2 separate regions of the Homo sapiens genome follow, and region 1 is linked to region 2. Evidence: chromatin contacts called from ENCODE POLR2A ChIA-PET data. All regions are on one chromosome and are shown on one strand. Each heading gives the region's core, a stretch centred on a gene start or an enhancer-like site at or near the end of the contact. The rest is flanking DNA. Distances are from core to core; before and after follow the strand shown. Region 1 has its middle 34 kb from the start of ERGIC3. Region 2 holds the start of GDF5 (growth differentiation factor 5).

Region 1 (3,416 bases), core at 534-3,033, 140 kb after region 2:
GCAAACGGAGATAGCAAACATGAATAACATAATCCACATATATATACACATATCTATATTTCTGTATCTTTCCATCTGTGTATATTTAAAAACATGAGTTTATACAGATACTTCTGTTTCTGATCTAATACCACAGCATTCATTTAATCCCCTTTCCTTATCTGTAACTTCTTTCTCCAACAGTAAGAAACCTGGTTCTCATTATCTACAATATAGTTTACTTATTCATGTATACCAGTATACACATAATATAGTTTCAGAATTGCTAACACATACTTCTAACTAGATGACAGCATTTATGTTCAGCTCTCTTTATCTTTAGTTTAGTTGGTTTTTTGTTTTGTTTTTGTTTTTTGTGACAAGCTCTCTCCCTGTCATCCAAGCTGGAGTGCAGTGGCACAAGCTTGGCTCACTGCAACCTCCTCCTCCCAGCTTCAAACAATGCTCCTGCCTCAGCCTCCAAAACAGCTGGGACTACAGGCACGTGCCACCATGCCCAGCTAATTTTTGTATTTTTAGTAGAGACGGGGTTCACCCTGTTAGCCAGGCTGGTCTCAAACTCCTGACCCTCAGGCGATCCACCCAATTTAGGCAATCCACCTGCCTCAGCCTCCTGAAGTGCTGGCATTACAGGCATGAGCCACCACACCCAGCCACATCCAGCTAGTTTTTTAATCTTTTGTAGAGATGGAGTCTCACTTTGTTGCCCAGGCTGGTCTTGACCTCCTGGGCTAAAGTGATCCTCCTGTCTTGGCCTCCCAAAGTGCTGGGATTACAGGTGTGAGCCACTGCACCAGGCCCATCTAGAGTTTTATAGAGCCCTGTCAAATTACTGTTTTCCAGAGTTACTTGGTTTTGTTCTTCACTTCCTTCAGTGTGGTTATATTGTTCATTTGTAATACAGTGAGGGTCATTTGTTAGTGTTTGTATTCCATGTTAGGTTTCCTCAACACTGTGATTGCTTTTAATTTTCTGTCTATTGTAGGGGCATGTGAAACACTGCTACAGTTCTAAGAGTCAGAGGTATACAAAAAGATCTACTTTGAGAAGTGTCATTTTTGTCCTCATTCTCGCAACCCTGACCCCTTTCCCCCTTTCGTTCCATCCCTTTGCCACTCACTTTCTTTTTTGTTTTTTTTTTTTGGAGACGGAGTCTCGCTCCGTCACCCAGGCTGGAGCGTGGTGGCGCAATCTTGGCTTACTGCAACCTCCGCCTCCTGGGTTCAAGTGATTCTCCTGCCTCAGCCTCCCGAGTAGCTGGGACTACAAGCATGAGCCACTATGCTCAGCTAATTTTTGTATTTTTAGTAGAGATGGGGTTTCACCATGTTGGTTGGCCAGAATGGTCTCGATCTCTTGACCTCGTGATCCACCCGCCTCGGCCTCCCAAAGTGCTGGGATTACAGGCGTGAGCCACCACAACCGGCTCCGAGATATCTTTAAGAATACTTCAAGGCCCTGCTGAACTCAGTATGAAAACTGCACCAATGGACAAAGTTGGACAAAGGTATTTGGTAACAAGCCTTCTGAAGCCTGAGATTCAGCCCTGTTCTCATCCTAGAATTATACGTGCCATTCTACAGGACTAGAACTACAAACAGGGGTCAGGAGACCAACTCCCAATTCTGGTTCTGCCATGAACATGCTTTATAACCCTAGGGGATCTCCTAAATTTGTGGATTCAATTTCTCACCTGAAAAATGAAGAACTTGAACTCTGTGATCACGAGGTTCCTCCCAAAGCCTTCCTTCTGTAGGTTTTGTGTACATTACCTTAGCTATAGTTGGAGGCGTGCCAGGGCTATGGAGACTCACCTTTACAACATACACTCTGACCAGGAGCTTGATGGGCCGGTTCTGTGGGATCCCCCGGGAGATCTGGGGCTCAGAGAACAACACTGCCTCTGATTCAGGGTAAATGAGGAAGGAGCCCTGAGTTGGGGGGAGACAGAAAAAGCTCTGGTAAGATAATTGTCCTCCTGAATCCCCACCTGGGCTCCCTGGTTCCGCTTTCCTTCCCCAAATGTACCTTGAACTTGCCCACAAGGTGTCCAGATCCTTCCTCTTCTCCACCTCCATCCTGGCCCCCTTGCCCTCGGTACAGAGGAAACACATTCAGCCAGTCTTCAAAGTGGTTAAATTCTTCCTTCAGGGACCTGTTGTAGATCTAAAAGGCAAGGACTTCAGCAACAGCCCGATGTCCAGAATCCAAAGGAGACTTTCCTCTTCCCAGTACCCAGTCACCTTCAGGGTGGCAACTGCTTTTTTTGGGGACACAGTGCCTTTGACTTCAGCCTCACCCTGGTCTTGGATCTCCCCAACCATAGAAATGAGGTTGACCCCATCTGGAAACAGCAAAAATGCCCCAGTCAGAAATATCTGGGTGGGTAGGGGATGGGCAGATGGAACCAGAGCAAAAAGCCCAATCTGTTACCTGAATCTCCAGGATCATCCATTTCATCTTCATCAAAGTTGTGCTGAAATTAAAGAGCAGATCCAGAGATTCTTCCCCATCCCCTTCAACCCCTTAGTCTACCCCCTTTTCCAGGAGAGTTGGGAAACCTTCACTCAAGTTCCCACTGTGTATGCCACTTGCATTTTTAAAGCTCCAATTTATCATCCAGCCTGCCCTGTCTAGGGCAGTCACCACCAGCCACACGTGGCTACTGAGCAGTCAAAACGTGGCTAGTCTGAATTGCAATGTGCTGTAAGTGGCCAGGCTTGGTGGCTCATGCCTGGAATCCCAACACTTTGGGAGACTGAGGTGACTACTTGAGGCCAGGAGTTCGAGATCAGGCTGAACAACACAGTGAGAACCTGTCTCTATGAAATAAATGCTTTTTAATTTTTATTTATTTATTTTTGAGACAGACTCTTGCTGTGTAGCCCAGGTTGGAGTGTATTGGTGTGAACATGGCTCACTGTAGCCTCAACCTCCGAGGCTCAAGTGATCCTCCCACCTCAACCTCTTGAGTCGCTGGGGCCACCGGCGTGTACCACCATGCACAGCTACTTGTTTTCATTTTTAGTAGAGATGGTGTCTCACCATGTTCCCCAGACTGTTCTCAAACTCCTGGCTTCGAGTGATCCTCCCACCTCAGACTCCCAAAGTGCTGGGATTACCGGCATGAAACACCACACCCAGGAAAAAAAAAGTTTGTAATTAGCTGAGTGTAGTGGTATGTACTTATGGTCCTAGCTACTGGGGAGGCTGAGGTGGGAAGATCACTTGAACCCAGGAGTTTGAGACCAGTCTGGATAACAGATAAAGACCCCATCTCTAAAAATAAAAAGAAAAGAAAGAAAAAGATGTGCGATAAGTATAAAATAAAAACCGGATTTTTAAATACTTAGTACAAAAAACAAGAATGTAAAATATCTCAGAAATTTTATGATTACTTGTTGAAGTTTTTTTTT
Region 2 (3,321 bases), core at 177-2,676:
GACTCCAAGATGCCCCATTTACTGTGTGCACCTCTCTTGCCTCCTCTATCCCCTTGCCTGAGGGCAAAGTTGCAGAAGCATGGGGACCTCAAGATTCATTTCTTTCTCTGCCGTCTGAGACCGCCTACAAACCTGTGAAGCTTGGAAAGTTCGGCCAGCCCAGCAGGTACAGATGCACAACTGAGCAATCAAGTCTCGGAATCTGGTCTCCAACTCTGCCACGAACTGGCAGGTCTTGTCTCTTCTCTAGGCTTTAGTGCCCACTCTGCACCTTGCAGGCGTTGGACCTGGTGCTTCCTAGGTGCCCTCCAGCCCTGATGTGTGGGCAGCCTAGGATCTGCTATGTGTGAGATATGTGTCAGTGTCCCCAGACACCCACCCCGGGCCAGATGCACACAGTGTCTCCCACCAGGGCAGTGCCAGGGCTTTGAAAGCCCCTCCATTCATGCAGATGCCCCTCCCTCTGAGCCGTGCCCCTGCCACCCCGCCCCCTCACCTTGCCCTTTGTCAATAAAGCTGGTGATGGTGTTGGCCAGGCCAGCCTCCAACTTCACGCTGCTGTTGCCTCCCTTTCTGTCAGCATCGGACAGCGTCCTGTACAGCGAGAGCATGTACTCGTGGGGTGTGATGGGGGGTGGGCGAAACGGCTCCTTGGGCTCTCGTGGGGGCCCGGGCTCCCTGGCCTTCTTCAGCAGGAAGGAGCTGGGGACAGATCCTGCTTTTGGGGGTGCCTTGCCTCCGGGAAGCTGTCCTTTTGGGGTCACAGTCCGGGCTGTAGCCTGCCTTGTTTGGGGAGGGTGTCCTGGCTTGGGTTCAGGGCCGCCCGGTCTGGGGGGCAGCTTTTTGGGTTCATCCTTCTTGGGCTGTGTCAGGCCTCCTGTCTGCCCGGTGCCTCCCTTTGCCCTGGCATTGGCATTGGTGGCCCCCCCACCATAGCTGTGACCCCCTGGCCTGAAGACGTTCCGGGCCAGGGGGGGCCTCTCCTTGGCCTCTGCTTTGGCCAATCCTGGCCTGGTCCCCTGGGGTCTCTGGCCCAAGTCAGGGGCACCCAACACAGTGCAGATGAATTCCAGGTCCAGCCAAGCCAGGTACCAAAGCAAGAAAGTGAGGAGTTTGGGGAGTCTCATCCTCTGGCCAGCCGCTGAATGACACCAAAGAGAACAGCGGCAGCAGCGAAGGTGCCTCTGGTTTGGCAGGAAAAACCATGAAAGGAGTGGACTTTCAAAAGCAGCGGCAGCAGCAGTAGCAGCAGAAGGAAAGGCTTTCTCCTCAGTCTGAGACTCTTGAAGTCTGCCGGGTGTGTGTTTGTATCCAGTCCCATAGTGGAAATGCTCTCGTATCCAGACGTGCACCGTCTCCAGTCAGCAGCTGAAAATAACTCGTTCTTGAAAGGAGAAAGCCGACCGCCCCCTTTCTCCTGCACAACTGACTGAGGGCTTGAAGGAGGCTTGTATAAGGCTGAGGGATTTTTCCAAGAAGGAAGAATGGCGTAATGCTGCCTGTGTGCTCCAGTTTTTTTTTCCCCCTAGTTTTGAATCCTTTCCAGTGAAAATACTTCACACACACACACACACACACACACACACACACTCACAGGCCTGCAGGTGCTCAGAAAAATCTTTTACAAACCTGAACTCAGGAATTGGAAACGGAATTCCAACCCAAACCAATTTAATTACTCTCTGATGTCATGCTGTCTAAACTCATTTAAGTGCGATATATTTATGTGAAAAAAATCACCGCTGCCCTTTCGAGGCCATGGCTCACGGGGGCTCCTGGCACAGAGCCCTGCAGCGGGACTCTAGGCTTAGGGGGCCTCCCCCTCCACAGGGCAGACTCAGGGGTCTTCACCTCCACCTCATGGAGCAGCCCACCCCACTTTCCCGAGGAGAGATGCTGAAGAATGAGCTCAAAGATCTTAAGCCCCAGAAGCATGGGGAGTGTGGGTTTGTAGTTAAGTTCTTAGAGTGTTTTTAAAGCAGTTTCAACTCCTGCATCTAGTCTGGGACCTGATTTGTTATGCGTGTGTGTGTGTGTGTGTGTGTGTGTGTGTGTGTGTTTATGTGCCTGTGTGTGTGTGTGCCTGTGTGTGTGTGTGCCTGTGTGTGTGTATTGGGAGTAGGGACAGCACAGATGGCAGCATTTACCCACATTTTCTTTTATTTTAATAAACTTGTGGTGACCCAGAGACTGAAAAATATCAGTGCCCACTACACCCCCTCCCTACCCCCAAATGCCATTGACTGAGTGCATATTCTTCAGGCTTGGGGGCACTGTCGCCCTTAAGTTCACTCCTTGGATGGCGGCAGGTCCAGGGTGTACCCCACCACCACCCCAGCAGAGACGTCCTCTGAGTTTTCTTAGACAAGACTGGCTGAGTCTGGGGCAGCAGCGGCCCCTACAGGAGGCTGGAAAAGCCATTTCCCACATGACGCTTTTTTTTTTTTTTTTTTTGAGACGGAGTCTCGCTCTGTCGAGTGCAGTGGCATGATCTCAGCTCACTGCAATCTCTGCCTCCCAGGTTCACGCCATTCCCCTGCCTCAGCCTCCCCAGTAGCTGGGACTACAGGCCCCTGCCACCACACCTGGCTGATTTTTTACGTTTGTAGTAGAGATGGGGTTTCACCATGTTAGCCAGGATGGTCTCGATCTCCTGACCTCGTGATCCGCCCGCCTCGGCCTCCCAAAGTGCTGGGATTACAGGCGTGAGCCACCGCGCCGGGCACAATTTCCCACATGATGTTTTTCTGGTAGCTCTGGAAGGTCTGAATTCCAGCTGAACTCAAGGGTTTCTTAAAGTGCCTCATTGAAGTATGGAAGATCCCTTCCTCTGGGGAACCTTCGCCGTAGAGCCCCTGGGCAACTTAACACAGGGTCAGCGGGGAAAGCTGTTCGCTTCACCTGAAATATCCTCCTCTCTCTCTCCCACAACTGGAGGAAGCACTCTACATCCTGAGAAGTTTAGCTGAAAATTTACCTCCTTCGGGAAGCCTTTCCTCGTCCCCAGACAGAGCCAGTTACCCCTTCTGTACATTTCTCTACAACAACACTTTTCACGCTGTAAGAAGGATGGCGGGGGAGAAGCAATAGTCAGATAGGCTTCCTTCTTTTTTTTTTTTTTTTTTTTTTTTTTGAGACAGAGTCTCACTCTGTCACCTAGGCTGGAGTGCAGTGGTGCGATCTTGGCTCACTGTAATCTCCACCTCCTGGGTTCAAACGATTCTCCTGCCTCAGCCTCTCGAGTAGCTGGGACTACAGGTGCACACCACCATGCCTATCTATTTTTTGTATTTTTAGTAGAGACGGAGTTTCACCATGTTG

What was found. ChIA-PET counts read pairs that join two places held with the same protein, here RNA polymerase II (POLR2A).
Region 1: POLR2A ChIA-PET joins it to region 2 with 21 read pairs in BJ. The contact joins the enhancer-like site here to the promoter of GDF5 in region 2. POLR2A ChIA-PET finds 5 or more read pairs at or near these places in 3 of 52 experiments (BJ, WTC11 and activated B cell).

What each region holds. Positions count from the first base shown.
Region 1 is chr20:35,574,353-35,577,768 of GRCh38, forward strand. It overlaps the pseudogene FER1L4. Among named protein-coding and RNA genes, the nearest start is that of ERGIC3, 34 kb to the left of the region's middle. RefSeq lists a silencer at 2,654-2,816. Within about 2 kb of position 1,784, at least 4 of the 41 ENCODE cell types and tissues checked have a DNase peak (open chromatin) inside an H3K27ac peak, as active enhancers do.
Region 2 is chr20:35,436,802-35,440,122 of GRCh38, forward strand. It overlaps GDF5 (growth differentiation factor 5), which reads right to left and starts at 1,427. Exons shown (of 2, transcript NM_000557.5): 1 at 497-1,427. The coding sequence starts at 1,127. RefSeq lists promoters at 1,128-1,882, 1,347-1,600 and a silencer at 2,292-2,351.